Regions from separate parts of the Homo sapiens genome. Here region 1 is linked to region 2. A link is an interaction called in ENCODE POLR2A ChIA-PET data of the cell type or tissue named here. Cell type or tissue: PC-9. All regions are shown on one strand. Each heading gives the region's core, and the rest is flanking DNA. Links, peaks and the distances in the headings are about the cores only.

The links. ChIA-PET counts read pairs that join two places held together with the same protein. Peaks named below come from ENCODE experiments on the same cell type or tissue, not always from the same donor. Only the 100,000 strongest peaks of a DNase experiment are listed, where the experiment ranks them.
Region 1: POLR2A ChIA-PET joins it to region 2 with 10 read pairs; 3 of 35 experiments call an interaction of 5 or more read pairs at or near these places.

What each region holds. Positions count from the first base shown.
Region 1 is chr2:236,619,018-236,628,924 of GRCh38, reverse strand. No RefSeq gene overlaps it. Among named protein-coding and RNA genes, the nearest start is that of ACKR3, 54 kb to the right of the region's middle. RefSeq lists enhancers at 1,646-2,145, 5,403-6,265. In PC-9, for the core only: no CTCF peak of the experiment used is centred there; no DNase peak of the experiment used is centred there; H3K27me3 peaks cover 6,963 bases.
Region 2 is chr2:236,771,151-236,781,057 of GRCh38, reverse strand. It overlaps LOC105373949 (a long non-coding RNA gene), which reads right to left. Exons shown (of 5, transcript XR_924026.3): 2 at 6,429-6,724; 3 at 4,034-4,148; 4 at 3,173-3,658; 5 at 1-772. Among named protein-coding and RNA genes, the nearest start is that of ACKR3, 210 kb to the right of the region's middle. RefSeq lists enhancers at 6,160-6,660, 6,661-7,161. In PC-9, for the core only: no CTCF peak of the experiment used is centred there; a DNase peak (open chromatin) is centred at 3,967; H3K27ac peaks cover 2,083 bases; H3K27me3 peaks cover 388 bases.

The DNA.
Region 1 (9,907 bases), core at 547-8,546, 150 kb after region 2:
AGGGTCCTCTGCCTGTCACTGGGGCCACTGTCCCCACACACAGGAGGGAAGAGGGTCCTCCACCTGTCATTGGGGTCACTGTCCCCACACACAGGACGGAAGAGAGTCCTCTGCCTGTCACTGGGGCCACTGTCCCCACACACAGGAGAAAAGCAGGTCCTCCACCCGTCACTGGGGTCGGCTCTGTCATGTCACCGTATGCCCACCTCCCTTCTTTGCTGACAGAACCCCAGTGTGCACTGGCCTTGTCCCTGCCCATGGGCCAGACCTGGCATCATCATTGATTGTGGGACCAGGGCCTGGTAGGGGCCACAGAAAAGGCTCCTTTCCCATGGAAGGGACAGTCCTTCTGTATTGTCCACTGGACTCCTGCATATGACATCAGGAACAGCAACAGCCATCCTGCTGACGTTCAGGGAGGCGGATGGGACAGGCTGCACAGCAAGGGTCGCAAGGGCCAAGCAGAGAGAACCCCAGGCTCCCGGGGCTGTCTGCTCGGGCCTCCTCACGGTGGCAGCATCCATTCCCCTCCTTTTCAGGCGTTTTGAGATGCACGGTCTATTCTAGAAGCCGAGACTATCCCGGCCACTACTGTCCCACAGCGGGTGAGTCCTCAAATGGCACAGACATGATTTTTCTCCCTAAAACTCCCTCTGATGGCATGGAAGAGGAATCGTTTGGCTAATTCATTAGCACAAGAGAAACCTCATGAGTGACACCAGTAAGTAAATTTCTCTTGTCCTTGTGTTTCCCGCTTTCCCAGGGACATCCCTGAAATGGCCTGGTCCCTCCCCTGCAGGTCACTGCCTGGAGGAAGGTGAGGGCCAGGAGCTGCGTGAGGTCAGGATCAGGCACCTGCCAAGCCAGGCCCTCGGCCACACCAGCTCCCACTGCCCCAGGTGGGCTGGGGCTTCAGTTCAACGGCAGATTCCTTCTTGGCATCGCTTAGCTGAAACTTCCACTCTGGAATCCTCAAATGCCCTGGGTTCTGGGATATTGTTTGAGAGTGGAATGTCCCCAGGCTCCCTGAGGGCTCTGAGGTGGAGGGTCTGAGCCCGTGCACCCTAAATAATGAGAAGGGGGCAGACAATGGGGGCTGACGGGGCGTCCAGCATGCACTGTTCCCTGCACTGCACCAAAGGCCTTGCAAGCTGTGACCTCTGTTACCCCTCGTCCGTCACCTGTGATGTGAGCATCTTAATTTTATTTTATGGATGTGGAAACCGAGGCCCAGAGAGGTGACTCTCCCACAACCACAGGGCCAAGAGGTGATGAAGACCCTGGAATCCAGGTCATGGGGTCCCTACATCAGCAGGGACCCAAAGGCTGTGTCAGGGAGCTTGAGCATTGTGGGCCGCTCTGAGTGAAGGGCCCTGTGTGGACAGCGTGAAGAATGCTGCCCGCCGTGTGGGGAAAGCTGTCCCAGTGTAGGTTTTTGGTAGATGACCTGTGGGGCCTCCCTCCGCTGGCCAGCCTCACCTCCACCCTGGGCTGCTGAGGAGGAACCGACCTCGGATATTCACTTAGGAGACAGGAGAGCCATCCTCAGCCTTGTGCGGATGGAATCTGGAATCCAGGACTCACCCACTGTGGACAGTAGCGGCCGGGATGGTCTCAGCTTCAGGAATAGAGATGTTGAATCCTTTCATCAAAGTCAGGCGGTGGGGCTGGGTTTACACCTGGGTCTCCTGAATCCCACCCCTGCACTTCACTTGCTCAATTAACAAATATTTCTTAGGGGTTGACATGAACCAGGCACAGTTTTAGGCGTGGGGAACCCAACAAGGAACAAAATGCACAGAACTTGAGCCCATGGCAGCTCCTGTGCTGGGGGGACGGAAGGCAACGAAGAAACAAGTGAGGCACTTATGTGGCAGCAGCAGGTGGGGCTGAGACGAAGAAGCCACCACATGGGAGAGCGCCTCGCATGCCTCGTCTGCTGCGCGAATGGTCTCGAACATCTCAGCAAGAGCAAACCTCTCCCTGCATCCCCCAAAACCTCCGTGGGATTGCAATGTGTCAAACTGATCCAGTGGCATCTCTCTGGTTGAGATGGGAACAGGGGGGTCCTGCCAGGGCCCACCGCACCCCAGCACCCTCTCACCCTGAGACTCATGGGCAGAACATCAGGTCCGTGGGTCCCACAGGGAAATTTGTCTGCCAGCTGGAACTCTTGCCTTGGATCGGCTGTTTTGTTCTGGCCAGTCTGCCCGAGCCAGACATCAGCTCTGCTTCTCAGAGCCTCAAATGCTGCCCCCGCTGAGAGCCTGGCCAGGCTGTTCCCTGAGGGTGGTAGTATGCAGGTCCTTCCTCTGGGTGGCCCCTGCCTATGGGAGCCTGCCAGATTCCCTAAGTGACTCCACGGGGGCTGGCCAGCCCAAGGATGCTTCCACACTGAGAGGGAGACCCTGACAACTTGGACCCACAGGCAAGGAGGGAGCTGCTTCTAGGGCGCTTTCCGGAGAACCGTTGATGGTAATGAATGGCCCTTTGTCTAAAAGGCTCGGAAGTCCATAATGGTGAACACCCAGGCTACATTGCAGTCCTGGTTCCAGAGAGAAAGGAGCCACCCGGGACGCCTCTCTGGGCCTTTCTCACACCTCTACACTCCTTCCGCAGTGGACATGGATCCAGTCACAAGGGCAACAAGGTGGGTGAGATGGGATTCTGAACAGTGGAGAGTTGGTGCTCTTGGGACTTGAGAGGAGTCTTTTGACTGTGGAAAGGTTTCCAGACAGAAAGTGAGCCGTGGGGTGGAGTACTGAGACGAGGGGTAGAGTACTGAGATGAGGGATGCTGCTTCGGAAGCGAGGCTGAGCCAGGAGCTCCAAGAGCTCACCCTTTCCTCCCCACACTGGCCTGTGGCCAGCACAAGGCAGCTGCCCCATCCTGAGCAGCTCCACCTCGCCGATGGCCTCCCCACTCCTGCTCTTCATTCCTGGGCTTGCTTAAACTTATCTTAATCTTTGGGATGGCCTCAGTTTCCTTCCCCTCTCTCCTTTCTTCAGTTTTTATTATTATTGCCAGCTCCTTACTTGGACTTCGTGAAGCACTCACTCTAGAATGGCTGATGAATTGGATTAAAAACCTGGAAATTGTTAGAGGGAAATCATTGTCAGAGAGCCTGGTCACATGTGTAATCAGTTTCTCTATTACTAACAAATGTCCGGGAAGCCAACAAGGCCCAGAGTTAGTGGGCTACAAAACAGGGGGAGTGACGCCTGGTCTTGCTGCCCACAGAGTGGACGCCTGCGCCAGCTGCATGGATGCCCTCACTTCCTGCCTGACGGATGAGGGTGTCACCTCTTCACTGTGACCCGCCCCCCCCCACACACACACACAAGTCACTGCCCCTTGCTGTGCCCCTCTAGCTCTTGTGTCAAAATCCCCAATTCACTGACCACTGGGACTTCTGCATAGCCCAACGCCGGGGGACCCTCCACATCATGGGTGAATGGGCCTTGTGGGGTGTCCGTCTGCTGGCCACACTGTGCCTTACAGTTCCTAGGCATACAGTGGCCTCCCCCAATGTCCCAAGCCCTCCACACTCAGCTCCTTACAGGAATCGAGCCTTGGACACTTCTGCAGCCCTGTGCCCACTGCACTTGGCACAGGGTGGGGACTCAGCAGGGCTTGTTCTTGACCTCCCATCCTGCACCCTATGTTTGCCTCCTGGAGCTCCTGGCCCCATTCCATGAGGATCCGCTGCTCCTGACGCTGCCTCTGAGCACTCAGGAGTTCCCTGTGGCTTCCCTGGCTTTGCTCCTGGGAGCTCAATCCATGTATGTGGAGTGGAGTTGTTGAATGTCACGGTGACATTCTGGGATGCGCCTCACCTTTGTATTCCCGGCCCTGAGGTCCACATCCACAGACCCATCACACCCCTCCTCACTGCCTAAATACAGCAGCCAATGAGGCAAAGTCACCCAAAGTGCCCAAAGCCTTATGTCAACAGGAACTTTTCTGAAACCAAAACCCCCAGGAGAACTTTAGGATAGAGAAGTGAAGGGAAGCTGGAGACAGGCCTGGGATGGTGTTTCCTGCAGACCTGACTGCTCCAGCCTGAAAGCCTCAGCTTCAGAAACAAGGAACCAACAGGCCCCTCCTCCCCTCCACACCTCACCCCCAGCCCAGGAACATCCCACAGGAAGGTTTCCAAGTCCTCAGTCCCCCATTCTTCTCCCAGAACCTGCTACCCAACCTACACCAAGCAGATGAACAGCAGGCTGAGGGACACAGTGTCAGGTCCTGAAAAAGTGGAGACAAGGAGGCCAGCTCAGATGCGGGGACGCTCCTCATGGCCCCTGGTAGAATCTGTGTGTTTGCATGGATCTGCTGAGGTTTCCCATGTCAGCCTGTCAATAGGAGGTGGATAATTGACTCTCAGGTTCAGAAACTCAACCCTACCTCATGCACAAAGCCCCTCTACTCCATCCTAGGAAAATGGTCAAGTGCCTCCTCCTGAATGCCTTCCTTGACGGGGACCTCATCACCATTACTTCCCACTAGATGCAGAAGGCCTGGGGAGGCTTTGCACTCAGCCAGCTTCTCCTCACTGGGCCAGGAGCGCACAGAATTAGTCTAATCCACAGCCACATCCTCCAAACATTACCACCGCGGTTCAGTCCCTCTCATTCTCTGACCAACACGGCCCATCAGCTTGAACACTGAACACCCAGAGCCTGCCCCCACCCCTCTTGAAGCCCAGCCTAGGACTCGAGGCCATGCTCTAGAGGGGATGTGGCCTGAGCATCTTCCACAGCCTTGACGTGGTTGGCTATTTCCGTCTCAGGTCTCCGTACAGTCACGCCCTTGTCCAGTCTCACTCTATTTACAGCGGCCTGACTCCTCCAAGGCATTTTCAGCCTACCCGTTGCTAAAGCAACTCTTTGCTGCCTGACCATTCTTTACCAGTGGCTTTTCTGTATCTAAGAGTCAGACTTTAAAATAACCCCTACTGGCCGGGTGTGGTGGCTCACCCTTTTAATCCCAGCACTTTAGGAGGCCGAGGTGGGCAGATTGCTTGAGTCCTGGAGTTTGAGACCAGCCTGGGGAACATTGCAAGACCTTCATCTCTACAAAAAATACAAAAATTACCCGGGTATGGTGGTGCGCATCTGTAGTCCTAGCTACTCAGGAGGCTGAGGTGGGAGGGTCCCCTGAGCCCAGGAGGTCAAGGCTGCAGTGAGCCAAGATCACGTCACTGCACTCCAGCATGGGTGACAGATTAAGACCTTGTCTCAAAATATCAATAAGTAAATAAATAAAATGAAATAACACTCATTGCTTAACTACACAGGCATTTGAATATCTTATAAAAAACATGCATGTAAACAGCACACAACAAGGCAAAATGGAGAAGCTACAAGTATATGAAAGAACAGACCTGGCAGAGAAAAGTCCTCCAGTTTCTTGAAATAAGCTGGTTATTACATCCAAGCAAGCTTTTGCGCAGGCTTCCTGGAAAATAGAGCACAGAGGGAAGCATGACAGGTTTCCCATGGCTGGTAAAAGGATGCCTACTAGGCAGGTAGTCCAGACCAACTTTTCCTGGCAGGAATTCATAAAGGAATATGCATCGTGTATCTTTTCATGTTCCATGAAACTTGGAACTTTCCATGTGTTCCATGAGGTAGCATCATAGACAAATTACCCCCAGTGGGGCTGGCGTTCCTCATGCGGCAAGAGAGGAGAGGCCTCTGAAGCTCACACTGGGGTGCAGAAGCAGCTCCATCACAGTCACATTTCAGCATGTGGTGTTCGCAGCAGAATCCAGCCCAGGGAGGTCTCTTTGCCTCTGGAATTGTTTCCAGCAAATTCAACATCTTGACAGACTTCTGTCATTTGCAAATTTCAGCCATGGGTCTTCCACATTGGCATCCAGTGACACTGATCACGGGACTGAGCAGGCAGGTCCAAGGGCACTGACTCTGTGTTCCTCCCAGGGGCTTCGACCCAAAGACGCCGACATGGCATCCCAACTGGGGCAGTCTCAGACTGGCCAGCTTCGCTGTGGTCAGGAATACTGCACACCAGATGTGGGGGGGTCCACCAGGGAGAGAGGGGCCACAAGGAGCCGAGGCCAAGGGCTGAGCACACAGTCCCAAGGGTGGCTGTGCACCCTAGCAGCCTGGAGGACCCACGGGAAGCCCAGGAGGCTTCTGGGCCCCAAAACCCCAGCGTTGCTTTCAGATGATCTTTACGTTATTGAAAACTTCATTGTTTTAAATTATTTTTTCCTAGGGTTCACTCTGCCTCACAGTTTTCCTTTCATTGTTTGAAGTATTGTTGTCTGCTTGTTTTTATTGTTTCTGTTCTTAGTTTATAAAATAAGATAAGCAGGAAGCAGGGTTCATGGGGTGGTTGGGGGGAGACTTCACTTCATCCAGGCAGGCAGGCCTCTTCTTCCTTCCAGGAGGCCCCAGGACACCCTTCCATCCCCCACACCTCCACTGCCTCCCAGGCCTCCCACCCCCAGCACGCCAGCATCTTCCATGGGGAGTCCCTACAAGATTCATGCCCTTCTAGACCAACCGTGACTCACCCGACTGGAAGCCTGTCCGTGCTGTCAGGCAGGTCTCTGAGAAAGTACCAGGCTAAAACCCGGTCTCTGCCTCTGAACCCACCGGGCACCAGGCACACCTTGCTAACCCATCAGTCCCCTTCAAAGCCTCTCACCAGAGTGCTGCCAGCAGCTCCTCCAGTCAGGACCTGTTCTGCCACCCAACCGCACAGCTTAGTGCCTTCCAGGTGCCTTCCACACCTACGAGGTACCACATATGGCGATCTCATGAGGCTGTGCGACACGGTGGGGAAAGCGCGTGTCTTGGGTTTGGGTTCCCAGCCAGCTCTTCTGTTTCCGTACCTTGTGCTCCTGCACAACGCCACTAGTCTGCTCCAAGCACCGCTTGCGTATCTGTGGAGGGAGCAGTGGAGCCAGCCACCCGCAGTCTCATAGGGAGTGAGAACCCGCTTGTGAATGTCCTGCCACAAGTCCTGTGGTGTGTTAGTATCTGTCACTGTGATTACGAAGATAACAATAGGCTGCTCCGGAGGGGTAACCTCCCCATCACTGGAGCACATGACCCACACCTGGGGACTGCGAATGCCATGGGGGGCAGGGCACAGGCATCAGCCAGATCCTGGGGGTTGTGTGACCCCTGTGGACTCTTCCCAGCTACAGAGGTGAGTCCCTTCTCTTTGTGCCTCTCTTGTGTCCAGGCCTCTGTGGGATGGTGACGAGAAGACAAGGGACGCACCAGCCCTCCTCCCTAAGAAACAAGATGGTCACACAATCAAAAACTGCAGTGGAAAGGCAGATAGGGCTACACAAAATCAACAGAATCGGGTTAGAGCAGAAGAGAGAGGATTGAAGATGGACATCCACTCCACCTGGCCCCACAGTTGGATGGAACGAAGGTGGGAGGGAGGGAAGAGGTGAGGGTGAGGGAAGAAGAGCTCTAGGGGTGAAGGCAGAGGCGAGAAGGGGCTGCACAGCTTTAGCTCCCTGCAGAGTAAGCAGGGGCACCATTTTCCAAACAGGCCAAGTCGCACGTCTCGGAGCAACTCTTCCCTCAACTGTACCCATCAGAGTTCTGCTCCCCCTCTCTCTTCTTTTGAAAGAGGCATATGCTCCCCCTGTCCCCACTTGGTCATCTCCCATTTGCTGCTGGCCACCACCTGGTCCTCGGGTGTCTCCCGCTTCCCTGACCCGGCTCACGGCTGTGCTGGGCACTGGAGCGCTGGATGCACCTGCAGCCCTGGGCTGCTCTCACAGCTCCCTCTGCTCCATGAATTTCTCTTGCCCTGGACAGATCCCCTGTCTGGTTCTCTCCTACCCTCTTGGATTTTTCCTGCTTGGCCCATTTCTTGGATCTTACATCAACTCCCTGATTCTTCCCCTAAACTCTGCTCCTTTCCCAGTGTCCCCGAGACCATGACAGACCTGTCACCTCTCTGAATGAAATCGCAGAGGTAGCCTATAGCCTCCAGGAAGCCCCCTTTTTCTACCTTTCCCACCTCCCAAATAAGCACCTGCCAAGGCTGCCCCTCTGCTGAGCTGTGATGTGGCTGTGACCCTGGTACTCTCTGGGACATGCTCCCCCTGCCCCCAGCCTCCGGGCTCCCATCCCCCTGCTTCACCTCCACTGTCCACCATCAGCCATGCTGCTCTTTTATTTCCATTTCTTTGCTGTCAGCCTGTTGCTGGCCCTTCACCCTCCGCCCCAGCTGTCTCCTGCCATGTCTCTCTGCCCCCACACTGTGTTCCCTGCATTGACACAGGAACAGATTTTTCAGGAGGGGTTGGGTGCAGCTCTCTCTCACCCACAGGGCCCAACACTCAAACTGTCCCTTATTTTTTTACCCAGAAAACTGCTTTTCCTCTTTCAAGATCCCACCAAATGCCGCTCTTCTGGGAGGCTTTCTGCACTGTCCCAAGTCATGGGCCACCCCAGCTTCTGTGCAGTGGGAGTGTCTCATGAAGACCTCATCTCTCATGCAAAGCCTCAGAGGCTGTTTGCACGCTTGTCACTCCACCAACTCACCAGCCTGAACTTCTTGAGAAGCCATCAGTGGCTGAGCCCTTTTCATCTTTGCATTCATTGTGCCTGGCACATGCTAGGCACTCCTTGGTGTTGGATAAATGAATGAGTGCTTGATTGAGCCAACCTGCAACCTGGGGTCTTCTCTACTAAGAGTAAACATAGAGCCTTACAGAGAATTCATTTTACACTAACTTACAAACTCTGCAAAACAACTTCCTCTGAATTCTAAGAAATCCAGTATCAAAGCCCTTGACAGGAGGCTGACATGTACACAGGACCAATCAGGAAGAGGAATTCAAGAAGCTCTGGGTTTAGCAGCATCCACTGGTCTGTGCAAGGCTTAAGCCTTGGAGCTTTCTGCGGGGAGGCAGTGTTGCCGTTCATCCCTGTCTATGGCAGTATCAGCTTCAGGGAATTCTGTACATTTCATTCCACGTTTATTCTGTAAGCAAACATAATAAAATGTGAAGGGCTCCAGCAGCTCTGGTGAATGAACAGCAAGGGAAAGCCATCCTCTATCTGCTGGATGGAGCAAGCAAGGGAGACAGTTAAGAAAAGAGCTCATCATGTCAGTTTCCACGTCTGCCCTTTAATCAGCTGCAATGATTGGGTTACAGGTGGAAGGCAGAACGTGGCGGTGGTCCCCAAAGCAGGAAAGACTGGAAGAGGGGAAAAGTTTTCTGAATAATAGAGTTATCTTGTTGGAGTCGAATCTATTTCCTTGGCTTATAGAAATCAATGCTCAGTGCTTTCTGAGTCTCAACATCATCTCCTTCGGAAAGTGGGACAAAACCCAAAGGCGTGAAACCTCACAGCGTTCTCGCTTCTTATGCATGGCAAATCCACTTCAGAATTCCAGTTGGCACTCCTTCGCCTTCTCTGTGGGTCCAGTGCAACTCTCCACAAAGCTCATACTCTAAGGGCAGCCCCCAAGCCTCTGAAACAGAGCAGGTGGAGGAGCCAGCCTTGTTCAGGTCCAGTTCTCCTCTGTCTCACGGTCACACCCTCCCCATATCTCAGCTTCCCATGGGGATTTAGAAAGCCCAGCGTTGGGAAGCAGCTGATCGAGCACTACCAACATAGTCTCTCTACAGCAGGTAGCAACATCCTCACCTACTGTTCAATCATTCATTCACTCAACACTTACTGAGCACCTACTGTACGCGCCAGGCACCATCTTCAGCACTGAGTATCCTGCACTGAAAGAGGCAGCCACGCCCCGATCTGTCTGCACGCTGGCCACCCCTTCTCCTTCCAACTCTCCTCCCTGGGTAGCTGGTCCCCACGTGGTCCTGGAGCCTCTCGATGCTATGGCTTCTTCCTTTTCTAGTTCCACTTTTTTCCCTAGACATGGAGGTGCC
Region 2 (9,907 bases), core at 770-8,769:
TTCCTGGGATCAAGTGATTCCCCTGCCTCAGCCTCCTGCATAGCTGGGATTACAGGCATGTGCCACCATGCTTCGCTAATTTTTATATTTTTAGTAGAGATGGGGGGGTTTCACCATGTTGGCCAGGCTAGTCGTGAACTCCTGATCTCAGGTGATCCTCCCACCTCCGCCTCCCAAAGTGTTGGAATTAATAGGCATGAGCCATCACGCCAGGCCCCAAGACAATTCTTCTTCTTTCAATCTGGCACAGGGAAGCCAAAAGATTGGACATCCATGATGTATATTGTATAGAAAGTATAACTTTCAAAATTTTAATGAGAATTAAAGCCAGAGATATCTGGCCATATTTACATCGAAAGAGCAAAAGATCAGATGATTATCAACAGCTGAACATGTGTTTGTGCATTTGTGTATGTGCGCAGACGTATGAAAATGTATACAAGTGTGGTGGGTTCTCTATGGACCAGATATCTGTGGTTTTGGAGCGAGAGAGCACTCATTCCTTTAAGTTTCCACCTCTGGGTTCCAGGGCTCTATGACTGCAGAGCCCTGGTGGATTTTGGGGTGTGACAGGAAGCTGAACTGAAGGCTGTTCATCCCTCGGAGAGCCAGGCAGATGTGGACGTCCCTCGCACTGTGGGGCAGTCTTTCAGTGGTGTGGCAACCGGAGAAGTCAGAGGAAGTCTGATGCCAGAAAGTGCTTTTCCATTTCTGCCTGGCCCTTTGATCTTCTCACCAAAAGAAGATTTTCTTTAAAAATGTATGATGGGCCCTAAAAGAAGAAATAGGCAAATTGGACTATATCAAAATTTAAAACTGCTGCATGTCAAAGGACACAGTCAACAGAGTGGAAAGACAACCTGCAGAATGGGAAAAAATACTTGCAAATTCCATATCTGATATGGGTTTAATATCCAGAATATATAAGCAACTGTTATGACTCAACAACAACAAAAAATGGGCAAAGGACTTGAATAGACATTTCTCTAAAGAAGATATATAAATGGCCAATAACCACATGAAAAGATGCTCAACATCTGTGATGGTTAATATTGAGTGTCAACTTGATTGGATTGAAGGATGCAAAGTATTGTTCCTGGGTGTGTCTGTGAGGGTATTGCCAAAGGAGATTAACATTTGAATCAGTGGACTGGGAGAGGCAGACCCACCTCAGTATGGGTGAGCACAATCTAATCAGCTGCCCATGCAGCTAGAATAAAGCAGGCAGAAGAATGTGGAAGGACTAAACTGGCTGAGTCTTCTGGCCTTTATCTTTCTCCTATGCTGGAAGCTTCCTGCCCTCGAATATCAGACTCCAAGTTCTTTGGACTCTTGGACTTACACCAGTGGTTTGCCAGGGGCTTTCGGGCCTTTGGTCACAGACTGAAGGCTGCACTGTCAGCTTCCATACTTTTGAGGTTTTGGGACTTGGACTGGCTTCCTTGCTCCTCAGATTGCAGATGGCCATTTGATGCAGACGGCCTATTGGTGAAGCCTATTGTGGGACTTCACCTTGTGATCATGTGAGTCAATACTCCTTAATAAACTCCCTTTCATATATACATCTATCCTATTAGTCCCGTCCCTCTAAAGAACCCTGACTAATACAACATCATAAATCATTAGGGAAGAACAAATGAAAACCACAGTGAGATATAACCTCACACCCTTTTGGATGGCTACTATCAAAAACAGAAAATAATAAGAGTTGACAAGAATGTGGAGAAATTGGAACTCTTGTGTACACTCCTGGTGAGAACATAAAATGGTGCAGCCACTGTGAAAAAACAATGGTAGGTCCTCAAAATATTAAACATATAATTATCATACGATCCAGCAATTCCACATCTGGATTTATACCCAAAAGAAATGAAAGCAGAGACTTCAACAGATATTCATACACAAATATTCATAGCGGCAGCACGCACAATGGCTAAAACACGGAAGCAACCCAAATGCCCCTCAGTGGATGGCTGGATAAACAAAATGTGGTCTGGCCCGGCGCGGTGGCTCACGCCTGTAATCCCAGCACTTTGGGAGAGCAAGGCAGGCAGATCACGTCAGGAGATTGAGACCATCCTGGCTAACACGGTGAAACCCCGTCTCTACTAAAAATACAAAAAATTAGCCAGGCGTAGTGGCGGGCGCCTGTAGTCCCAGCTACTCGGGAGGCTGAGGCAGGAAAATGGCGTGAACCTGGGAGGCGGAGCTTGCAGTGAGCGGAGATCCCGCCACCGCACTCCAGCCTGGGCGACAGAGCGAGACTCCGTCACAAAACAACAACAACAACAACAATAAAATGTGGTCTATCCATACAATGGAATATCATTCAGCCTTTAAAAAGAAGAAGAGGCTGATACATGCTCTGACATGGATGAACCTTGAAGACGTGCTAAGTAAAATAAGCCAGACACAGAAAGCAAATACTGTATGATTCCACTTATAGGAGGTCCCTAGAGCAGTCAAAGTGATAGAGACAGAAAATAGAGACAGAAAGTAGGATGGTGGTTACTAGGGGAGGGAGAGGGGAGTAGGAAGTTAGCGTTTAGTGCGGACAGAGTGTCAGTTGGGGGAGATGAAAAACTTCTTGAGATGTTGACGAAAATTGCACAAAAATGTGAATGTACTTACTACTGAAATGTACTCTTAAAACGATTAGGATGATACATTTCATATGTATTTTAGCACAATTAAACATTTTTAAAATAAAATAAATTCCTTAAAAACATCCAATAAATTTTCAGCTTCTTCCCTTTGCCTCATATTATCCTTTCAATCAAGGCACAGACCTCTGGGTAAATATAAGAAGGCCTTCTTAGGGGCAGGCAGCTTTGGGGCCCATTTGGACTTCACAGTAATTCCTAAAAAAGAAGATGTGTGTAAGGTCACAGACCAGCTTCTGCATGAATGGAGGCAGACACCAGCAGCTCATTTAGGCATGACATGTTTTCCACTCATAATTTTTAAAGGTGCTCTTAAGCCAAGCTTCTTAAAACCTGGCCCCTTATAGTTACCTCCAGCAGCTTGAGTGGATGAAGTGACTTCCCACTCTACGGAAGAACATTTCCAGTCTCGGACTGCTGTGAGCATAAACCCTTCCATGACTAGAGGGACAGCCAGCAGGTCCAGGAGCAAAGTGTCCCTGTGTGTTAGTGACCTGGATCCTTCTTACCTGGGACTTGCTCCATCGAGGTCTCAGGGGTGTCACGAGGACAAGCACTGGCCTTTCTCACAGAGGTGGGCTTTGGGGATGGCCAGATGACGGTTGAGCAATAACAAAATGGAACAAGGATGCATTCGTGTCTGGGTCACAAGTCAGGATCTCAGTCCCTGTAAATCACTCCCCTGGCCAAGGACACTTGGTGGCCGTCACTGCATACAGCAGCCCTCCGATGGCCCAAGGCTGCCCTGAAGAAGGAGTCCGTGTTCAACACGGCCACAGCAGTGCAGACGTGTGTGGGGTCGTCAGTTCCCCTGGCTTGGCTGGCTCATCCTTCAGATGTAGAGAGGCACCACAGTGGTTTGTTGGTTTCACATCCACCAAAGAAACACATTTTACTTCTCAGAGAAAAGAGATGTTAAACTTCTCCAATTTGGGCAAGCTGCCAGTGACTGCTAGGAGCAGAGACCCTTCCAGAACACCTCACCTTAGCAGGTCCTGCTGAGGAGGAGAAGAAAGGAAAGGTGGGGAAGCACTCCTTTGTAACTTTATTTTGGTCTCATTTAAATGTGTTAAAATGAACATGCATTACTTCAGAAAATAAAAAAAGAAATGCACACATCCCCCAAAGGTGAAAACAACTGGTGCTGGTTACAGACGCTGGGTGTGAGCTGCCCCTGGGGCACATTAACGTATATTCACTATCAGGGAACAGGCCGGGGTGAATTTGAATATCAGATTTCATGTGAACAGATGTTAAAACCAATGAAATAATATTTGTCCTGGCAACGCTGCCCAGGATAAACATGATTACTGATTTAAAAAAAAAAAAAAAAACAAAAAAAAACAGTATCAGAGCAGATGAACACATACCGGGTCTACTGAAGTTGAAAAACAGCTTATTGTGAGGCTCGCCTGAGTCAGAAGCTTCTCCTCAATGTCAATAAAAGAAGACAAAGTCAAAAATCTCTTTGCTCCTTGCGGGAATCTAGAAAGAAATATGCCAAGAGACACCGGGCATGACTCATGGTTTTCTTATGATTCCCACAAGGAAAAACCAAAAGCATAGAGCTCAGTCCATGACAAATCCCAGGAGAGGTGACCTGGCAGAGTGGTTCCAGTGGGGCAGACACAGGGTTTAACCAGAGGCCTGTGTTTCTAGAGCCAGTGGCTGGTGGATGATGGAGAGACAGGTCTCAGGGGAAGAGTAGACCACGATACTTAAAAGGTTCAGCTGTAGTTTGCACACTTTTCTGGGGAGAGAACTTTGGGGTCTACTAGCCAGAGAATAATAGAATTTGGTGGGAATAACAGCTTCTCACCAGAGGCTTTTTGTGAATGTCTAATTCACATCTGCAAGGTCTGGATCTCAGTAGAACGTTTTCAGAGGTTTGAGTGCCACGCAGCTACACTTGCCCTTATGAGGCAAAGGGAATGGAGGCCACAGGCCATCGCCCTACTCTGGTTACGTAGTCTCTCACGCTCACCACACTTCAAAATCCTTGATAAAGATAGTAAAACAATTAACCTTTATCCTGTGCCATAGGCAAAAGCTGCTGCCAACGAAGCACCCCCTAGTCTTATGAAAACTGCTCCATCGAAGGTGGATACCTTGCCATGCAGCCCACCTTAGTGGTCACAACCCCGGCCTGGACCCAGCTCCGGCTTCCCACTGTGGGGATAACCACGCACACAGCCCTGGTTCACAGCAGGCTTCCAGGAGCCCACTCAGATGGGAACCTTGGAAAATGCCTACGAAGGATTCCAAATGAACATCATTCCAAAGGTTCAAATAAATTCCATAACGTGTCTATGAAATGTCTTTGAAATGGGTTAGTGCCTATGAAATAGACAAAAATAATACCTCTTAAAGTACAAAAGGATCATAAAGTGTTTGCAATTCTTTTGTAAAATGTCAGGGATTATTCCCACATTTGCTCACTTTCTTCTCTATAGTTATCTTCTCAATCACTGGGAGCAAAGGCATGAAACATCTTTGTCTGAAGATCTCTAATTTTACTCACTGTAGTTAGAAGTATAATGATTTTGTTTGTTGGTTTTGTGTTGCAGTGTTCTTTGAGGAAGAGTAATATAACCGTTTTTCTTTAACTTTTGTCAAGAGCCCTTAGGATGTTAGAAACCCTCAGAACTTAAAAAAAAAAAAAAAAAAAAATCCCTGCCTGAGAGTCTGTAAGTTGCTACAGCTGTTGTTTCTAAAAATGCCTGTAACCCTCGTTTTCCAGAAAAGGAAAGTATAATACACATTTTTAACCAGTAACTCTCATAAAATATCTACTATGTTAACAGGATTTCACTAGATTATTAAAAATACACAAAAAAGCAACTATTTCCACATCTTAAATGCTCAAATAAATTATGACCTATCTGCACAGTGGGAGTTGTTAAAATACAGCTATTAAAATTATGTTTTCAGAGAATTTTTAATATTGGAAAAATGCTCACTATATGACGTCAAGAGAAAGTAAGCCGGATATTAAGCCCTATACACAAACTTCATTGTCCTGATGAAAAATTGGCTCATTTTAATGTAGTTACAATGTATGGAACACTCATTATATGCCAGGTTAACAGGCAAAACTCAGCTTAGTTTACCTCATTTGTTCTTTTCAAACTTTCTACAGGTAGATACTATCCCCATTTTATATGAGAACACTGAGGCTCAGAGAGGTCAAATAATCTGCTGTCAGCACTCTTGCCTGGTAAAAGTGGCATTTGCAGCCCAAGTCCCAGCTCTAACCCTCCATATTCAAACGTGCGGTTCCAGGACCCGAGCATCAGCACCAGACCCTGCCCCACTCGCACCTTCTGAATCAGAGCCTGAATTTTCTCAAGATCCCCAGATGATGCATATGTTCCTTCAGCTTTGAGAAATGGCTCTAAACCATGCTATAAAGAATAAAACCTCCGAGAAAATGCATTGGAATGTTAACAGTGATTAACTGTGATTTTACAAGTGATTTTCATTTTCTTTTTTACATGTTTTTATATTTCCTAAATGATTTCCATGAGCAAATATTTCATCTACAATAAGAAAAGTGTTGAAGTGAACATTCCATCTTCTTCATTTGTTGATACAATAGAACGTAGATCTACAACATCATAAATTGCAAAAAAATAAATTTGAACCAATTCTCCCCCCTCTGCCCCTTATCACCCCCACTCCACCCCTCACCACCCCCATCACCAAAGTCCAGATTTATGAAACGCAACCACGGATATTCATGTAACCAGGGGCGGGTGCGCTTACCTGGAGCTGTCTCTCCCCCAGGGTGGCTGCAGAGGCTGTGGCTGCACCTGGGGTGACGAAGGGAAGACTTCACCACATTCATCAGTTGGTTCAGGGGCTGGGCAAGTGAGTGGATTCAAGGATGGCATGCAATCCATGCAGACGGATGCTGGATTCTTGGGAGATGACAGTGCTGTCACAGCCTGATATCAGAAGCCTGTCCATCCGCAGCTGGCAACATGGCCCCCACATGCCTTCCACCCGCGCATGGGCCCATCCTGACATCGCGCTGCATGAGAGGCTTCGTGATGACAACACTGAGCACAGTGAAAAAGACCAGGCCAATGGCAGGCAGCTGTGCCGCTGCTTTTCCCCTCCAGCCATTGCCACGTCATCAAAGCAGCTCAAAAAGCACCAGGCCTCTTAAATGCTTTCTAAAGGGCCATTGCTGTGGTTGCAGACTTATCTCTGACTTGGTCCCCTGAAAGTGTTCTCCTTCATACTAAGCCTCTTGTCAAGTCCTGACACTTTAACTAGCATTGAATGGCCTGTGGGCTTCTCTGTCCCCAGGAAGGGAGCTCTGCCCAAGTGGCCATCTCCAGGAGCAAGCGTACGCGGTGCTGTCCACCCCAGGCCCCAGCCCCCACAGCATCCCATTCCCCACCCCTTTTATCCCCATGATATTGAAGGACAGGTTCCAGCCCCCCAGCCACAGCTGGTTCCCCAGGAGGTGGACACTTGGCCCAAGCCAGGCCAGCAAACCTCTCAGAATTTTTTCAGTTTGGATCTAAGAGATCCCAAGCCTCGTCAGCGTTAAGAGCTTTACAGTTAAAAAGGCCAGGAGGCAGCCTGACCAACATGGAGAAACCCAGTCTCTACTAAAAATACAAAAAAATTAGCCGGGTATGGTGGAGCATGCCTGTAATCCCAGCTATTCAGGAGGCTGAGGCAGGAGAATCGCTTGAACCCGGGAGGCAGAGGTTTGCAGTGAGCCGAGATTGTGCCACTGCACTCCAGCCTGGGCAACAAGAGTGAAACTCTGTCTCAAAAAAAGAAAAGAAAAGAAAAAAAAAGGCCAGGAGGTATCGATGGCCTCTTTTCCCTTCCCAAGCCAAGCGCCAGTCTGTCCAGAGAGAGCCTGTGAAAGGTGTTCCGATGTCTGGCCTGTCATTCCTGAGGCCTGCCTTCTGCAGGCCCCTGGGATGTGTCCGTCTCCTCCTGGGAGATGCTGAGGCAGCACAGCTGGCGTGAGTGGGTTTCTGCATCAAGCACAGCGTGAACTAGAGTGGATCCAGGGCAGGAGCCATCCCAGGGAAGAGACCAGCCGTGCCGACATGGACAGGGCTGGGGATCTCTGGATGGTGATCTGTGTCACCAAATGTGCTCAAAGAACATGTACAAATCTCACCAGAAAGAAACACAAGGTCTGGCGACTGGGTGAAAAGGTGCCTGCTTCTTTTCTGATGGGATGATGAAGCCCAGCCACCCTCGGTGGAGAGGTGTTTGAGCTGATTTCTTTCTCCTATCATCCTGTATTAGGGTGGCCCTAAATCCTTAAAAGAGAGTTTATAACAGCACATAGACACAGCAGGGATGGCCAGGAAGATGAGGCAGATTGCAGGTGCAGCCCCAAGCCAAGGAATGCCAGGAGCCCCCACAGCTGGAAGAGACAGGGAGTGGAGTCTCCCCTAGAGTCTGCAGAGGGAGTGCGGCCAACACCTTGACTGTGGGCTCTGGCCTGCAGAACTGCAGAGAACAAGTGTCTGTTGCTTTAAGCCATCAAGTTGTAGTATTTTAGTACAGCAGTCCAAGGAAGCTAGCACAGGACTCGCGTGCTGACATAGACGTTTGAATTGAGCACCAAGTCGTGCTGAGGACAGATATGTTGCAGTGTCAGCAGGAGGGACAAAGGCTTCTGAAGAATCAGCCACCTGAGACGAGTGATGAAAGATGCATAGGAGGCGGCCACTTTAGCAAAGACTGAGGCAGGAACACTGTCCTAATCGAGCCGTTCTTGAAAGGGCCAAGTGCTGGGGTAGCCCTGGGGCAGGATCTTCACAACCACCAGCCAAATGACCAGCTGGACCAGTGCATCCCATCCTAAGGTTTCTGTTGGTGAAATACATCAATAAACCTGCCACCCAGCAGCGTGATCACACAATGCTTTCGTCCAGGATATCTCACTCATTATAAAGGAAGTTGCAGTGATAGGAACTCCACGTAGACAACGACGCAAGGAAGTGACCAGAATGCCGTCTGTGGACATGGAACTGGGTGGCCCGAGTCACACATGAATCAGGGGACGGTCCCCTTTGATGCAAAGGGGTACAGAGGGTCAGGAGCTCCCCACCCTTTGCAGGAAAATGTTCTGTTCACAGAGCTCAAAATCATTGCAGATAGCAAGACACAGAGCTTCCGACATTGCAGAGGGGAATACAAATTTTCTGCTGGCCTTGGAACATCCTCACCACCTGGGAGGAGCGGAAATGGAAAGATCCTCTTTCTTGTTTCTCCCTTGCATGGATAGTCTCTTTCGGGGCACCTGTGGACTTGGTTTGGAAGTGCACTTCTCAGAGGGGAACCTGGCAGGAAGCAGTCCCTTCCCAGAGCAGAGAGCGCTGGCTCCCCTCAGCCATGGTAGGGCTGTGGCTGCCCCTGCTAGAAGGCAAGAGCCAGGAGGGCTATCCAGCCCTCTCACCTCCCTGTCTCTCACTCTCCCACCTCCAGGCATGGTGCCCCATCCAAAGGGGTATTGAGGGAGTGGGGACCCTGGAGGTGGCCAATACTCTATATCTGAACCCAGGCCCTGCACCCAGCACTTTCTCCGTGGCAGCTGGAATGCACACGCTGTCAGGATTGTGGATTCACAAGAAAGGAGTAGATCCTTAAAAAAAAAAAAAAAAGAGAGAGACAGGGCGCAGTGGCTCATGCCTGTAATCCTAACACTTTGGGAGGCCAAGGTGGGCAGATCACTTGAGGTCAGAAGTTCGAATCCAGCCTGGCTAACATGGTGAAACCCTGTCTCTACTAAAACTACAAAAAAATTAGCCAGGCGTGATGGTGGGCGCCTGTAATCCCAGCTACTTGGGAGACTGAGGCAGGATAACTGCTTGAACCCGGGAGGTGGAGGCACTGAGCCAAGATTGCACCACTACACTCCAGCCTGGGTGACAGAGTAATACTCCATCTCAAAAAAAGAAAAAAAGAAAGAAAGAAATGTGTCTTATTTTAACTGTTTTAGCTTTATTGGGGGAATAATTCACAACTAGAAATTGTGCATATTTAATTTGTACAATTAGTTGTTTTGATAGATGTACACATTGTGAAATGATCACCACATTCAAGCCAGGTGACAGACCCATCACCTCACATTGTTGCCTCTTTTTGTGTTGAGACATTAATTTTCACTCTCTTAGCAAATTGCAAGTGTGCAATGCAATATTGTTCCCTATGGTCACCAGGCTGCACATTAGATCAGCAGAACCTAGCTTGCACAAGGG